Regions from separate parts of the Homo sapiens genome. Here region 1 is linked to region 2. A link is an interaction called in ENCODE POLR2A ChIA-PET data of the cell type or tissue named here. Cell type or tissue: MCF 10A. All regions are shown on one strand. Links, peaks and the distances in the headings refer to the core of each region. The heading gives the core; the rest is flanking DNA.

Region 1 (8,290 bases), core at 1,991-5,990, 120 kb after region 2:
ACCTCCTGGCCGAAGTCAAATTCTCTGACCTGCTTTTACTGAAAAGCCTTGTTCTGAGGGCATACAGGAGCCTCAATCAACCATTTAATAAAAATGCTTCCTCACCGTCCTCATGGTCTTTATCCCTCTGGGGTGGAAGGTAGGATTCAGGGCCCCAAACCTTTCCCTGAGCATACTGGTTACCCAGTGGGTCCTAGTGAGTATTTGAGATAAAAATAGCTTATGGGAGCCTGTGGCTTAGTGCAGCTGCCATGGCTAGTGCCTTGACCAAAGGTGGTATCAGGTGATTTGGAAAATAGAGCCTTTTGGGTCTGGCAAAGGCTCACTTCAAATAGACAGAGGTTTTAGTCACTGTGAGTCAAGCAGTTTATGCCACCACAGCTTGCTGGCGCCCCTTCACCCATTCTCATCCAATGTATTGCAAATGGAAACTTTAAACTGGAAAAAGCAGCTTTTTATATATGACCACTTTTTTTTAAATTCTTTTTTGAGACAGGGTCTTCCTCTGTCACCCAGTCTGGAGTGCCGTGGTACCATCTCGGCTCACTTCAACCTCCGCCTCCTGGGCACAGGTGATCCTCCCACCTCAGCCTCCCGAGTAGCTGGGATTACAGGTGTGTGCCACCACGCCTGGCTAATATTTGCTACTTTTAGCAGAGGTGGAGTTTCACCATGTTGCCCAGGCTGGTCCTGAACTCCTGGGCTCAAGTGATTTACCCACCTCAGCCTCCCAAAGTGCTGGGATTATAGGTGTGAGCCACCACTCCCAGCCATAGCCACTTCTTTATATATGGTTCTTCATATTTGTGTGTGAAGTTTTGAGTCCTTAGGTCGCTAGTGGTAGCAGCCTTCCCAGATTCTGTCATCTTTCTCTTGTTTTGTACATGACCCAGAGCCTATTAATAGGGAACCGTGGCCAAGCTAAGCCCTTAGGCTCACGAAGCAGGTTCAGAGGTCCCTGAGTCCTACCCTCCTCCACTCTCAGGCCCGGCATTGGCCTGACAGGTTGACTGCCCAGACCCTTGCCATGGCTGTGGATTCAGCCACCAGAGGGTGGTCAGTTTTACTGGTGGACAATAAAGGGGAATATCCGATTTGTAGTAATTGAAAAAGCCCATTTTCAGAGCAGTCTATGTCTGGGAATCAGGTTTGCTTTGACTCGGGGAGAAACTAGATTGTTTTGAAAAATGAATTTTAGGACCGGGCGCAGTGGCTCACGCCTGTAATCCTAGCACTTTGGGAGGCTGAGGTAGGTGGTTCACGAGGTCAGGTGTTCAAGACCAGCCTGACCAACATGGTGAAACCCCATCTCTACTAAAAATACAAAAATTAGGCGGGTGTGGTGGTGCGCGCCTGTAATCCCAGGTACTTGGGAGGCTGAGGCAGGAGAATCACTTGAACCCGGGAGTCAGAGGTTGCAGTGAGCCGAGATCGCACCACTGCACTCCAGCCTGGGCAACACAGCAAGACTCTGTCTCAAAAAGAAAAATGAATTTTAGTCTTGCAAACTGAAGAGCAGTGGAAAATGAAAGGTAACTGAGGGACATATATTTTAATCTTTTATTGTAAAACATGGCATAGAAAAGAAAACCACACAAATCAAATGTATAGCTTAATTTATTATTATAAGGTAAAACCACCCAGATTAAGAAATAAGGCCAGGCGTGGTGGCTCATGGCTCTAATCCCAGCACTTTGGGAAGCCGAGGCAGGTGGATCACTTGAGTCCAGGAGTTTGAGACCAGCCTGGGAAACATGGCGAAACCCCATCTCTACTAAAAATATAAAAAACTAGCCAAGCGTGGTGGTGTGCACCTGTAGTCCCAGCTACTCAGGAGGCTGAGGTAGGAGAATCATCTGAGCTCGGGAGGTTGAGGCCGTGGTGAGCCGAGATTGTGCCATTGCACTCCAGCTTGGGCAACTGGAGTGAGATCCTGTCTCAAAGAAGAAAAAAATAAAAAAATTTTCCAGCCTCCCCAGAAAACCTTCTGTGTGCACTGTTCAAATCACAACCCTCCCTCCTCCCACAAACCATCACTATCCTGAGTAATACAGCAATCAAAATGGATATTTTGGAGGACAGCTTAGACATATAAACCCAAACTAACTACTTTTATTTTATTTTATTTTTTAGACTGAGTCTCATTCTGTCACCCAGGCTGGAGTGTGGTGGTCCAATCTCAACTCACTGCAACCTCCATCTCCCGGGTTCAAGCAATTCTCCTGCCTCAGCCTGCCAAAGTAGCTGGGATTACAGGTGTGTGCCACCATGCCTGGCTAATTTTTGTACTTTTAGTAGAGATGGGGTTTCACCATGTTGGCCAGGCTGGTCTCGAATTCCTGACCTCAGGAGATCTCCCTGCCTCAGCCTCCCAAAGTGCTGGGATTACAGGTGTGAGCCACCACACTGGCCCCAAACACTACTTTCCATAAATGGGTTAGAAAAATGGGGAATAGCTTAATTGTTCTTAGATTAGGGAGGGTGATTGGGACTCAAGAGATTTAGCAGGAGAGGCTGGATCTCAGCAAATGAATTATATTAATTTCCTGATAGTGAGCTCAAACCCCCTCCAAGCAGATTTCTTCCATTCAGAAGAAGAGATTTGCAATGTCTAAAGCTACACAAGATTAATATCTGGAATGCTCAAGAAACTCCTGGGGATCAACAAGAAAAAGGCCAGAAATCCAATGGAAAAGTGAGCAAAGAATAAAGTCAGAAATCACAGAAGGGAAATTAGAATGGCTGGCAAGTGTGTGAAGAGATGCCCAACCTTGGCTGGGCACAGTGGCTCACACCTGTAATCCCAGCATTTTGGGAGGCTGAGGCAGGATTGCTTGAGCCCAGGACATCCAGACCAGCCTCAACTACATAACAAGACCCCGTGTCTACAAAATAAATAAATAAATAAATAAATAAAGCCAAGCGTGGTGATGTGCACATGCAGTCTCAGCTACTCAGAAGGCTGAGGTGGGAGGCTTGCTTGAGCCTGGGAGGTGAAGGCTGCACTCCAGCCTGGGTGACAGAGTGAGACCCTATCTCAAAAAAAGAAAGCTCAATCTTAGAAGTACCCTGAGCAATGCAAATTAAAACATGATATCACTTGGTGTCACCTCAATTGTCGAAAGTTAGGCAAGTCAGATAATGCCTTTCAAGTGTTGGAAAGGATGTGGGGAAAAGGGGACAACTGTTGGTGGGATTATAAACTTGTAGGGCTATTCTGGAAGCCATCTGACTCTATTTTGAGAGGTGACAGCGTGCTGGCAGCCCTCGCTTGCTCTCGGCGCCTCCTCGGCCTTGGCGCCCACTCTGGCCGTGCTTGAGGAGCCCTTCAGCCTGCCGCTGCACTATGGGAGCCCCTCTCTGGGCTGGCTGAGGTCAGAGCCGGCTCCCTCTGCTTGCAGTGAGGTGTGGAGGGAGAGTGGGAGGGAACCGGGGCCAGCACAAGTTCTGAGTGGGCGTGGGCTCGGTGGCCCCGCACTCTGAGTGGCCGGCTGGTGCCACCGGCCCTGGGCAGTGAGGGGCTTAGCACCCGGGCCAGCAGCTGCAGAGGGTGTACCGGGTCCCCTAGTGGTGCCGGCCCGCGGGTGCTGTGCTCGAATTCTCGCCAGGCCTTAGCTGTCTCCCCGCGGGGCAGGGCTCGGGACCTGCAGCCTGCCATGCCCGAGCCTTACCCCGCGGCCGTGGGCTCCTGGGCAGCCCAAGCCTCCCTGATGAGCACTGCCCCCTGCTCTGCGGCACCTGGTGCCATAGACCGCCCAAGGGCTGAGGGGTACAGGCCCATGGCGCGGGACTGGCAGGCAGCTCTGACAGCGGCACCCGTACAGGATCCACTAGGTGAAGCCAGGTGGGCTCCTGAGTCTAGTGAAGACTTGGAGAAACTTTATGTCTAGTTAAGGGATTGTAGATACACCAATCAGCACTCTGTGTCTAGCTCAAGGTTTGTAAATGCACCAATCAGCACTCTATCTAGCTAATCTGGTAGGGACTTCGAGAACCTTTATGTCTAGCTAAGGGATTGTAAATACACCAATCAGCACCCTGTGTCTAGCTCAAGGTTTGTAAACACACCAATCAGCACCCTGTGTCTAGCTCAAGGTTTGTAAATGCACCAATCACTGCTCTGTGTCTAGCTAATCTAGTGGGGACTGGGAGAACCTTTATGTCTAGCTAAGGGATTGTAAATACACCAATCAGCACCCTGCATCTAGCTCAAGGTTTGTAAATGCACCAATCAGTGCTCTGTGTCTAGTTAATCTAGTGGGGACTTGGTGAACTTTTGTGTCTAGCTCAGGGATTGTAAATGCACCAATCAGCACCCTGTCAAAACGGACCAATCAGCTCTCTGTAAAACAGACCTATCAGTTCTTTGTAAAATGGACCAATCAGCAGGATGTGGGTGGGGCCAGATAAGGGAATAAAAGCAGGCTGCTGGACCCAGCAGTGGCAACCCGCTTGGATTTCCTTGTTGGAAGGTTTGTTTTTTCGCTGTTTGCAATAAATCTTGTTGTGTTCGGTCTTTGGGTCCGCACTGTTTTTATGAGCTGTTAAGGCTCACAGGGAAGGTTTGCAGCTTCACTCCTGAGCCAGCGAAACCACGAGCCCACCAGAAGGAAGAAACTCTAGATGTCTCCAAACATCAGAAGGAAAAAACTCTGGACACGCTGCCTTTAAGAACTGTAACACTTACCGCGAGGGTCTATGGCTTCATTCTTGAAGTCAGTGAGACAGAGAACTCACCAATTCTGGACACAATTTCATGAATTTAAATATGCATACAGCCAATGAGCCAGCAATCTCATGTCCCCAGAGGAACATAAACAAGCAGATTCATCAGAGGATTATACGTGGAGACAACCTAGGGGGACATCACTACAGAAACGTGGAAGCAAAATGTAAACGCATACTTTGCTGTACTGTGCAGCAGTCAGCCACAGTGAACTAAAAGTGCTTAGACCCCCACAACAAGCTTAAAAACAGGTGTCACATAAAAAAGAAATACAATAAGATCTAGGGTATAACACCATTTATGTAGACTAAAGTCACACCTACCCATAAAAGAGCACTGTATATCTTTCAGTAATGTCTATATACCCAAGGACATGCATTAAACACATTATAGTGAGTCTCTTATGGGATAAGGAGAAGGATGAATAGACAGGGCATGAATGGGGTAAAAAAATAAAAGAGGATACTTCTTTACCAGAGATGAAAAATGGTATACCTGAGCTGAAGATATTTCTCCAGCTCTCTCTACTGGAGGGAAGGAAAATTGCCCTTGAAAAGTTTCACACAGATGGTCAATATAAGGACATCAGGAGAGTCCCCTTAATGACTGGAATAGTTGGTGGCTATATAAAACTTGGGTAGCCATTTCAAAGGAAGGACCACAAAGATGCTTCAGGCAACTTAGGGGAATTTCAAGGTGGCACAGGAAATTATGTGGATGAGATAACAGGTAAAGGCTTAGGCTCCCAGAGGACAGGTCCGGGCATTGTGGGGCTGGAATTACAGTGGCAAGTACAGGGCAGACCCACACTGAAAGGAAGCAGAATGCAGTGGATCCTATCCAGTCCTAGGGGAAGTGTCCCATGATGGTCAAACCTCCTGACTAGAATGACCCCACCCGGAGAGGGGACTGGGAGCAGGGTTCGTTTGATCAAAGGAGTCTTTAGCGAGACTTGACACTGATGGGTCCCAAAAGCAGTATATGGAGAAACATGCCAGGAGAGCAAACATTTGGCCTGAAGGCAAGGAGATGGAAAAATGTAGGAAGGCACTCTGATGCATGTGGTGGGGAAAGAAAAGAAACAAAGAAACAGTTGAAATTTGTAAAAATGTGTGTGTCTAGGCTGGGCGCGGTGGCTCATGCCTGTAATGCCAGCACTTTGGGAGGCCGAGTTGGGCGCATCGTCTGAGGTCAGGAGTTCAAGACCAGCCTGGCCAAGATGGTGAAACCCTGTCTCTACTAAAAATACAAAAAAATTAGCGGGGCATGGTGGCAGGCGCCTGTAATCAGCTACTCGGGAGGCTGAGGCAGAGAATTGCTTGAACTCGGGAGGCGGAGTTTGCAGTGAGCCAAGATCACGCCACTGCCCTCCAGCCTAGGTGACAGAGTGAGACTCTGTCTCAAAACACAAAACAAAACAAAAGTATGTGTCTAAACACAATGTGTGGTATCCTGGAACAGAAACAGGACATAGACCAGGTGCAGTGGCTTACACCCATAATCCCAGCACTTTGGGAGGCCAAGGCAGGTGGATTACCTGAGGTCAGAAGTTTGAGACCAGCCTGGACAACATGGCGAAAACCCATCTCTACTAAAAATACAAAAAGTTAGCCAGGCATATTGGTGGGTGCCTGTAATCTCAGCTACCTGGGAGGCTGAGGCAGGAGAATTGCTTGAACCTGGGAGGCGGAGGTTGCAGTGAGCCGAGATCATGCCACTGCACTCCAGCCTGGGAGACAGAATGAGACTCCGTCTCCAAAAAACAAAAAAAACAAAAAAAAACAAAAAAAAAAAAAAAAAAAGAAAAGAAAAAATAAACAGGAGATAAGTGGAAAACTGGTAGAATCTGAATAATGTCTGTAGTTTAGTTAATAGTACTGTAACACCGTTAATTTCTTAGTTTTGACAAATGTGCTATAGTATGTCATGTGTTAATATTAAGGCAAGCTGAGTGAAAGGTATACAATAACTCTCTCTACTATCTCTGCAACTTTTCTGTAAACTTAAACTTATTCCAAAAGAAAAAAAAAAAAAGGCCAAGCGTGGTGGCTCATGCCTGTAATCCTAGCACTTTGGGAGGGCGAGGAGGGCGGATCAGGAGGTTAGGAGATCAAGACCATACTGGCCAACATGGTGAAACCTCGTCTCTATTAAAATACAAAAAATTAGCCGGCCTGTAGTCCCGGCTACTCAGGAGGCTGAGGCAGGGGACTCGCTTGAACCCGGAAGATGGAGACTGCAGTGAACCGAGATCATGCCACTGCACTCCAGCCTGGTGACAGAGCAAGACTCCGTCTCAAAAGAAAAAAAAAGAAAGTAAAAGCTCCAGCTGAAAAGTGTATAAAATAAATGAAAATAGGCAAATATGTCAGTCAGGCATCTCATATATTAACATAGATGTGTGTGTACATATGTGTTTATATGTATGTGAATTTTAAAGTTTGAAAGAACTTATACCAAAGTACTATTATCTCTAGATCATATTATTACTAGGATATAGAACTATAGGTGATTGATTCTCTTCTTTGTGCTTTTCTGTGTTGTTTGAATATTCACTATAAAAATGTGTAAATTTTTTTGATTAGAAGAAAAAAAACTGTCCTGGCACAGTGGCTCACACCTGTAATCCCAGCACTTTGGAAGGCCGAGGCAGGAGGATCATTTGAGGTCAGGGGTTCAAGACCAGCCTGGCCAACATGGTGAAACCCAGTCTCTAGTAAAAATACAAAAATTAGCCAGGCGTGGTGGCGGGCGCCTATAATCCCAGCTACTCGGGAGGCTGAGGCAGGAGAATCGCCTGAACCCAGGAGGCGGAGGTTGCAGTGAGCCGAGATCCCACCACTGCACTCCAGCCTGGGCCATCGAGCGAGACTTAATCTAAAAAAAAAAAAAAGAAAGAAAAAAGAAAAAAAGAAAAAACTCATTTGGGCTTGCCTGAAAAAATAGAGTGTCATGCTCAGAAGAGACTTCTCTGGATGTCTTGCAAAGATTCTGACACCCACTTGGTCCTAGGCTCACCTTCTCCCAAGGTCAGGTTTGAGCAAATTTCTTGGAGACAAGCAACTTTCTTCTCCTTCGGCAAGATCCACAAGTCAAAGGAAAAGTAGGGGTGTTCAGGGGAGAGTGTGTGTGCTCTTATTGTTGGTCAGAGAGCTATGAACATGTTTACATGTCTGCCTGTTACTGTGCATGTATTCAGATGTACAGTATGAACTTTATGTGTGGTCCAACAGTATTTGTATTTATTCTTATTTATTCTTCCTTTCTTTTCGGTCTTTAGTATTTTTCTCTCTCTCTTTTTTTTTTTTTTTTGTTGTTGGTGTTGTTGAGACAGTCTTGCTCTGTCGCCCATGCTGGTGGAGTGCAGTGGCACGATCTCAGCTCACTGCAACCTCTGCCTCCCGGGTTCAAGCGATTCTCATGCCTCAGCCTCTCGAATAGCTGGGACTATAGACGTGAACCACTGCACCTTTTATTTATTTATTTATTTATTTATTTATTTATTTATTTATTTATTTATTTTAAGACAGGGTCTCACTCTGCCACCCAGGCTGAAGTACAATG
Region 2 (8,290 bases), core at 1,524-5,523:
GGAATGTGTGAGGCAGGAACATGGGCAGAAGAATGAGGTCTCCCAGAAAGAGCCAGGACAGGAGGCCCCCTCAGCAAGCTGAGCCCAGAGAGCTGCCCACTGCGCCCGCCTTCTGCCTTCCCTAGTTCCTGGCCCCACGCCGCCACGTCATGTGGTATGAGGGTCCGCAAGGAGGGGAGTAGCAGGCAACATCACCTCTCCCTCTTTCCCAGTCACCCCCCTGCTGACTCTCTAGTTAGCCACCACTAGCAGAGGGACCTCCAAGAGCACACAGAACCCCTGGAGGAGCCCAGAGAGAACTTAGCCAGCATGAGGCACTCCAGGAGCCTGGAGACCTCAGCACCATCCAGAGGTGGGGACCCCAGCCCTCTTTCCTGTTTCTGGCTTTGCAAAGGAGAGGCTGAGGCAGGTTTTACAAGGGGGCCTCCAAGAACTGATGTTCAGGTCCCAAGAAAGCTCCTACCCTCTCCTTTCCTAAGCAACTCACCTTCCCAGCCCCCACAGCAGACCCACTAGGGGTCCTGGGCTGGGCCTGGGAGGTTCAGCTGAGAGCCCTGATCACTCTTCCCCCCACCAGCGAAAGGAGCAGGAGCAGGAGCAGCACTTCTGCCATGCGGGATGGAGCGCGGCCAGGCGGGACAATGAAGGGGAAGGGGCATACAGGGCGGCACACAAAGCAGTCAGTTCTATGGGGACCAAGAAAGGAACAGGCCAGGAGGCCAGGGAGGGGGCACAAGAGGAGGAAGAGGGAAGGGGCAGGAGGCAGCCAGGGTCAGAGGCGGAGAAGCTGTAGTCAGGAGGTACCATGGCCGTCTGCAAGGGCGCGGGCTCTTGGGCTGGGCTTACGAGACTGTTTTTGTTGTTGCTCTGTGGCTGAGACAAGAAAACAGATGGTTTAGTTCCTCCAGAGTCCCCAAGGCCACTCAGGTTCAACTCCCAGACCTCCCTTGCCCCCTGGTCTGGCCTGGAGGAGGTAGGCCTGAGGTGGCCTCCATAACGCTGTGTAGATGGGAGCGATGGCTAGAGAGATGATCAGAGGAAGTATTTGTGGGGCCCAGAGACCTAGCTCTGGGGGCACCCTCAAGGTGGGACCAGCCCAAAGCCTTGTTTTAAAGCATCCCTCCAGAAATCTCTGCTTATGCCAGGTGCCAGGTCATTGCAAAATCCACACCTGACCCAAAGAAGTTCAAGATCTTCTTCCCACTGTACAGGAAAAAGGGGGGTAGTTTATAAGAAAGCAGAACAAAATTCAGAAACTCTGGTCCCCTATCTGTGGGCAGTCTCCTGCTGCACTTTCAACCCAGCACCTGTATTTCCTTCTTACAACACCAGCTCGAAGCCTGAAACAAAGAGGAAGGAGAAAAGAAAAGTATGCCTGGCCTAAGAGATGGTGTCCAGAGGATGGGGGTGGAAGTCCCTTTCAGACACAAAATGCATTCACTGACCTCAGGGAGCAGAGTCAGGACTGTGCTGTTCACCTTTTTGTCTGACAAATCTTAGGCCTGATCAGCTAGAAGGGCAGTGTTCCGGGGAGGGGCAGGTGAAACCCAGCGGGGCTGTAGCTGTAGTCCCAGAATCCAGCCCCCAGGACAGAGTAGGCCACACACAGGCCAACATTCCCAACAGCACCATGACCACCAGGGATATCTCCTTGCCTTTCAAAACTACATGGTGGTGGGTGGGCACGGTGGCTCACACCTGTAATCTCAGCACTTTGGGAGGCCAAGGCGGGTGGATCACCTGAGGTCAGGAGTTCAAGACCAGCCTGGCCAACATGGTGAAACCCCGTCTCTACTAAAAATACAAAAATTAGCCGGGCATGGTGGCACATGCCTGTAATCCCAGCTACTCGGGAGGCTGAGACAAGAGAATTGCTTGAACCTGGGAGGCAGAGATTGCAGTGAGCCAAGATTGCACCACTGCACTCCAGCCTGGGCAACAGAGCAAGACTCCATCTCAAAAAACCAAAAGCAAACGAACAAACAAAAACATTACACGGAGGGGCACAGCAAGGGAGGGGCAAGGGGAAGATGGAAGAAAGGAAGAAGGCTGATCTCCAGGGCAGGGAGCCATATCCATGTGATGTTCTTTGCCTCTGATAGTTCCCTAACCAGCGTACTCCATCTCACTGAGTTCCAGTGGGGTTGGGGGCCACTGAGGAGCAGCCTGATGCCTGCAAGTTCTTCAATAGGCAGTGAGACAAATGTGTGGCTACCATCCCTGCACAGGGCACAGATGATACATCGACAGCTAGAATGTGTGTCTTCTCTCCTAGGACATACACAGAAAGCATCCTGACTGTCCTACTTCTTGCCTGGAGGCCTCTTGGACCAGACCTGAAGCCGTCCACCGCCAGCTTGCTGTCAATGGCTCAGACATCCCCAAACCCAGGGCTAGGCATGGAACCTCAAGCCAGGCACCAAGTGACTCCACTGAACAAGACTCCACAGACTGCGACAGGCTAGAGAAGAGGGGGCCCAGGAGTAGTGAGACGGTGGGTCTAAACTCACGGGAGCTCTGCTGTCTCTCATTCCCACCAAGAAGCAAAGCCCACCTAGCTCAGTGAATGATGCTGACCTGTTCGGGGTTGGTTAGAGAGGGCTGCCCTACCTGTAAATCCCAGCTGAGGCCAAGACCCTCACAGGGGGCAAGGACTCCAGGGTGCCCACAAAACCTGCAGAGGGCTGGGATGTCACCCAAGTGGCCCCACCTCTGGTTTATTTATTTTTTGAGACGGAGTCTAGCTCTGTCGCCCAGGCTGGAGCGCAGTGGCGCGATCTCGGCTCACTGCAAGCTCCGCCTCCTGGGTTCACGCCATTCTCCTGCCTCAGCCTCCTGAGTAGCTGGGACTACAGGCGCCCACCACCACACCTGGCTAATTTTTTGCATTTTTAGTAGAGACAGGGTTTCACCGTGTTATGGTCTTGATCTCCTGACCTTGTGATCCACCCGCCTCGGCCTCCCAAAGTGCTAGGATTACAGGCGTGAGCCATCGCGCCCGGCCCCCACCTCTGGTTTTAATGGATGGTTTCATAATGACTCAGGCTGCTGTGTTGCCCTTGGTGCCCAGTGTCCCGTGAGAAAGATGAGTTAGCTGTCCCCCGAGGGCTGGGTGGGCAGAATAAACCACTGGGCACAGCTAGAGAGAATGGGATTTGCACGGGGGCAGAGCCAGGAGAGCGAGACTCACAAGTGGGAGCCTGCAACCAGCTCCTCTGCCCACCACACAGTTGCCCTCCAGCTGCCAGTCTGTAGGAAGCAGCTCCTCATGCCTGGGAAGCAGGGCCTCTCCTTCTGGGTGACAAGAGAGTGAGGGTCTCTCCCTTGCTTGCCCCAAGTCCCTACCAGCTTCACATCCTACCCTGGGTCGCTGGGGTCTGTCCAAGCTCCACAGCAGGGGGTGCCGTACCACCCCTTCCAATGTCCACTTTTTAGGCTACTGGGTGACCTTGGGCAATGGCCCCCGCCTGGCAGGACAGGCCACACCTGCCCACACAGCACAGACATGCAGTGAGGATGAGTGAGGCACACGCACGTGGCAGAACAGGTTTGCGTGGCTGGCAGGCGGGCACAGGCAGCATGGAGTGGGCGATGGGTGGGCAGGCAAGGCTCACCATTAGGTGCACGCTGGAACTCGACTTCCTTTTCTGGACACACCACAGCAAGAGGGAAAGAGAAGGGGAAAGAGGAGGTAAGAAGAGAAGCACAGAGACGCTGCAGGTTAGCGCACCAGTGTGGGCTCTGCATCAGGGAGAAAAGAGCGGAGGGAGACCCGGAGTCCAGCACCAGAGGGTTAAACAGCACACGGACCGACAGGCACTCACACCCTCCAGACCCTGGGAGGGAAGAACTCTTTTGTGGTCAGGTTCATAGACACAGATTTAGTATCTTCTGAGATGTCTCAGCCTTGCTCAAAAAAAGCCTCTTAAGGAGATTAAGACACAAGTCTGTGAGGTTAAGTATCATTTTGCTACAAATTTACAGGTCTGGGTTCATAGGGTTAGCTCACCCTGTAATGTTATTTATTTTCTCTCATTACTAGAACTGTCTGAAATTCAAGTGAGCAGCCACCAGGGAAAAAGCAAAAGCTACTACAGGCTCTCCTCAGCTCTAATAAAATTTGACTTCTGACTTCGCTGCATCCCTACTATGCTTTTTACATAAAGATGCTGAGCTTTTGAAAATCACCTAGCAGTTAAATGTTGGCCTTCCTTTGTCAGTATAGCCATGCTTGTTTACAATATTTGAATTTTTTATTGCATTTTGCAATTCGTGGAAAATAGAAACACAGGAGTGCCAGTGATTAAAACTACAGTGATCATAAAAATGCAGGGATGTAAGCCACAGGGAATGTTGAAAGCAGTGATTCCTCAGCCTCAACTAGATGCTCACGAACTTTACGTTCACATGTGAAACAGACGCATCAAGATGAAGACCACGTGGAACACTGAAAATATATCCCAGAAGACTGTGTCTAAAAAATGAAGGGTAATTATCAATGTCATCATTAGCTCACTGGGGGTAAGGTCCCCCTGTAATATGTCCGTCTGTCGTTCAACTTTTGCACATTCATTTAACAATGCCCAGCAAACACTGAGGGCTGTTTCAGGTAAACACAGCTGATAAACTGCTCCTGCCCTCAAGCGGCCAGCATTCTTTAGAAGGCATTTTCAGGGATTATTATTATAATCAACGAAAGAGGCTACAAATATTGACAATGGTCCATAATTTAGAATTAGATTTAAAGGAAAAGAAAAACCTAAATATAGTTAGGCCTCTTTTACATTGGCCTTTTATTTATTTATTTATTTATTTATTTATTTATTTATTTATTTATTTTTAGGGAGTCTCACTCTGTTGCCCAGGCTGGAGTGCAGTGGCACCATCTCGGCTCACTGCAACCTCCGCCTCCCTGGTTCAAGCAATTCTCCTGCCTTAGCCTCCTGAGTGGCTGGGATTACAGGCGCCCGCCACCACGCCCCACTGATTTTTTTTTGTATTTTTAGTAGAGAGACTGGTTTCGCCATGTTGGCCAGGCTGGTCTCGAATTCCTGACCTCAGGTGATCCACCTACCTCGGCCTCCCAAAGTGCTGGGATTACAAGCGTGAGCCACCGCACACAGCCTTACAGTGGCCTTTTAAATATGCTCAAATATGATATTTTACTTCGAAAATCATCCCTCAAAAAGAAGGAGTTCCCTTATATTCATATATATAAGTAGTGGGGTGTGTGTGTGTGTGTGTGTGTGTGTGTGTGTGTATATCTCCTTATCCCTTTACCCAACTAAAGTGTTACTGCTTTCAGGAAGGTTCCTATCTTATGTGTCTTTACAATTTCCACAGTACCTAGCAACATGCCTTATAGTTAGCATACAGGCGACGAAAGTTTGCTGAGTTGAGCTGGGTTTGCTGACTTTGGTTTTTCCCCAGGCTAAAGAAGAGCACAGGTTTCTAACTTGCACTGAATCACGGCAGCAAGAACTCTGCGTAGGCACTCACTCACCAGGCCCAGTCTTTGTTCTGCTGATTTTCAGGGGCTTGTTGTGAAAGGCCATTGCAGGATCTTGACTTAAAGCAGATTTTTGACTAATGGGGAATAAGTTCTCAGCCTTCTCCTGGCTTGCTCTCTTTTTCCTAAATTGTCCTGCATGAGAACCTGAGATCACCCTTTTCCAAAGACTGTTTCTCAGGTTAGTCAACATTTTTCAATTTCCTTCTCCATTCAGGGATTTGCCCTTAGCCATGCATAGCTGGGCTCCTTCTGAACCAGCACACTACCACATTGTCTAAATGTGAGGTCTTTTTATTATTTTTTTAGAGATAAGGTCTTGCTCTATTGCCCGGGCTGAAGTACTGGCATGATCATGGCTCACTGCAGCCTCAACCTCCTGGGCTCAAGGGATCTTCCTGCCTCAGCCACCTGAGTAGCTAGGACTACAGGTGCACACCACCATGCCTGGCTAAATGCCAGATGATTTCTAAAGAATCATATCTCACTTTTACTTAAAAACTGTATATTTATTTTAAATTTTAAGCTGGAAAAGCGTTCAAACCTCTTTCTCATACTTAATTTAACAAAATAATTCAAATAGTACTTAGGGAAATAACTATAACCTTTCGTTTTTCTTGCTTGCTTTCTTTTTTAAAGATAGGATGGCCATTCTGGCCTGGGACTAGCAGAAGGCACAAGTTGTCCTACACTCTCAGGATCTGAGAGTTTGTGGCCTCTTCAGTCATCCTCACAAGTGGCTCTTACTCTTCCATAGACCCTGGGTCACTGGCATCCAGCTTCAAAGAAATCTAAATAGAAGCTAAGTCCCCCAAATCAAGAACACAAGACAGACTAGCTGCTCAAACCAATGCTAGTATTTTGAACATCTTGCAGAAAGCTTCTGAACAGTGAAAAAGAAATCGCCCTATGGACACTTAAGCAGTAGGAATTGAGGAAGGGGGAGTTGGGAAGGGAAGATGGGATCTAAAAGAAGAATCCATGATGCTGAAAGCTCAAGACCATCTGAGCTACTTCACAGGCCTCCCTCATAACATTGATCAAAACCTTGACTTTGAGAGAGCCTGGAAAGGTCGAACTCTGCACATCTTGCTTTGTCCTCTCCTTTTCGTTTCTCACCCCTTTGATGCAGCCACAACATAAGTTGTTATTTACCTGTTTCATATTATAAAAGGACTGCAGCCACAATACAAGCAATTTGGAAAACAGAGAAGGGGCATGGGAAAACCACTAATACTCCTAGCAATCTTCCAGTCTTTTTAAAAAATGCAATTGGCCGGGCACGGTGGTTCATGCCTGTAATCCCAGCACTTTGGGAGGCTGAGGCGGGTGGATCACAAGGTCAGGAGATCGAGACCAGCCTGGCCAACATAGCAAAACCCCGTCTCTACTAAAAATATAAAAATTAGCTGGGTGTGGTGGCACGCGCCTGTAGTCCCAGCTACTTGGGAGGCTGAGGTTGGAGAATTGTTTGAACCCGGGAGGCGGAGGTTGCAGTGAGCCAAGACCATGCCATTGCACTCCAGCCTGGGTGAGAGTGAGACTCCGTCTAAAAAAAAAAAAAAAAAAAAAAAAAGAAAGCAATCTTTTAAGATATCATTATAGGCCAGGCGTGGTGGCTCATGCCTGTAACCCCCGCACTTCAGGAGGTTGAGGCGGGCAGATCACCTGAGCTCAGGAGTTCAAGACTAGCCTGGGCAACCCCGTCTCTACTAAAAATACAAAAATCAGCCGGGCGTGGTGGCACATGCCCGTATTCCCAGCTACTCAGGAGGCTGAGGTGGAAGAATCACTTGAGCCCGGGAGGCGGAGGTTGCAGTGAGCCAAGATCACACCACTACACTCCAGCCAGGGGGACAGAGTGAGACCCTGTCTCAAAAAACAAAAAAAAAGATATCATTATAAGATATAATAATACAAGCACATGTCTTACCTCTTTTCTTTTTTTTTTAATTGAGATGGAGTCTTGCTTATGTTGCCCAGGCTGAACCTCCTGGGCTCAAGCAATCCTCCCACCTCAGCCTCCCAAGTAGCTGGGATTACCAGGCATGAGTTGCCACACCTGGTATTATGCTTTACTTTAAAAAAAAAATAGTATTTAAAAAAAATTCTGATAACAGTAGTGCACAATCTAGATGAAAAATATAGAATACAGAAAAATGTGTAAGAAAAAAAGTTTCTCAAATTCCCATCACCTGGTGAAGTTACTGTTGACACTTCAGTGGGCTTTCTTCCAGTCCCTTTTTTATCCACATATTATATACTGAATAAATATCTACAAACACGTTTCTTCAAACCAAATTTAGAATGATAGTGTATGTACTCCTTTTTTTTTTTATTTTTTGAGACAGAATCTTGCTCTGTCACCAGGCTGGAGTGCAGTGGCGCACTTGGCTCACCGCAACCTCCGACTCCCTAGTTCAAACGATTCTCCTGCCTCAGCCTTCCAAGTGGCTGGGATTACAGGCACGCACCACCACGCCCAGCTAATTTTTGTATTTTTAGTAAAGACGGGGTTTCACCATGTTGGCCAGGCTGGTCTCGATCTCCTGACCTCGTGATCTGTCTGCCTCGGGCTCCCAAAGTGCTGGGATTACAGGCGTGAGCCACCGTGCCTGGCTTGTCTGTACTCCTTTATATACCACTTCCTTCACTTAATATAAAACATTTCTGCACTTTATTTTTCACTTAAAATATCCCTACGGTCATGAAAATTAATAACTTTTGAATAGTTTATTAAGTAGATTTCCCATAATTATTTAGTCATTTACTGGCTTTTAA

The links. ChIA-PET counts read pairs that join two places held together with the same protein. Peaks named below come from ENCODE experiments on the same cell type or tissue, not always from the same donor. Only the 100,000 strongest peaks of a DNase experiment are listed, where the experiment ranks them.
Region 1: POLR2A ChIA-PET joins it to region 2 with 5 read pairs; 2 of 35 experiments call an interaction of 5 or more read pairs at or near these places.

Annotation. Positions count from the first base shown.
Region 1 is chr10:73,941,213-73,949,502 of GRCh38, forward strand. No RefSeq gene overlaps it. Among named protein-coding and RNA genes, the nearest start is that of C10orf55, 23 kb to the left of the region's middle. In MCF 10A, for the core only: no CTCF peak of the experiment used is centred there; no DNase peak of the experiment used is centred there.
Region 2 is chr10:73,824,475-73,832,764 of GRCh38, forward strand. CAMK2G (calcium/calmodulin dependent protein kinase II gamma) reads right to left here. Exons shown (of 23, transcript NM_001367534.1): 15 at 3,615-3,647; 16 at 805-873. Among named protein-coding and RNA genes, the nearest start is that of NDST2-ZSWIM8-AS1, 17 kb to the left of the region's middle. RefSeq lists a silencer at 5,403-5,603. In MCF 10A, for the core only: no CTCF peak of the experiment used is centred there; a DNase peak (open chromatin) is centred at 3,077.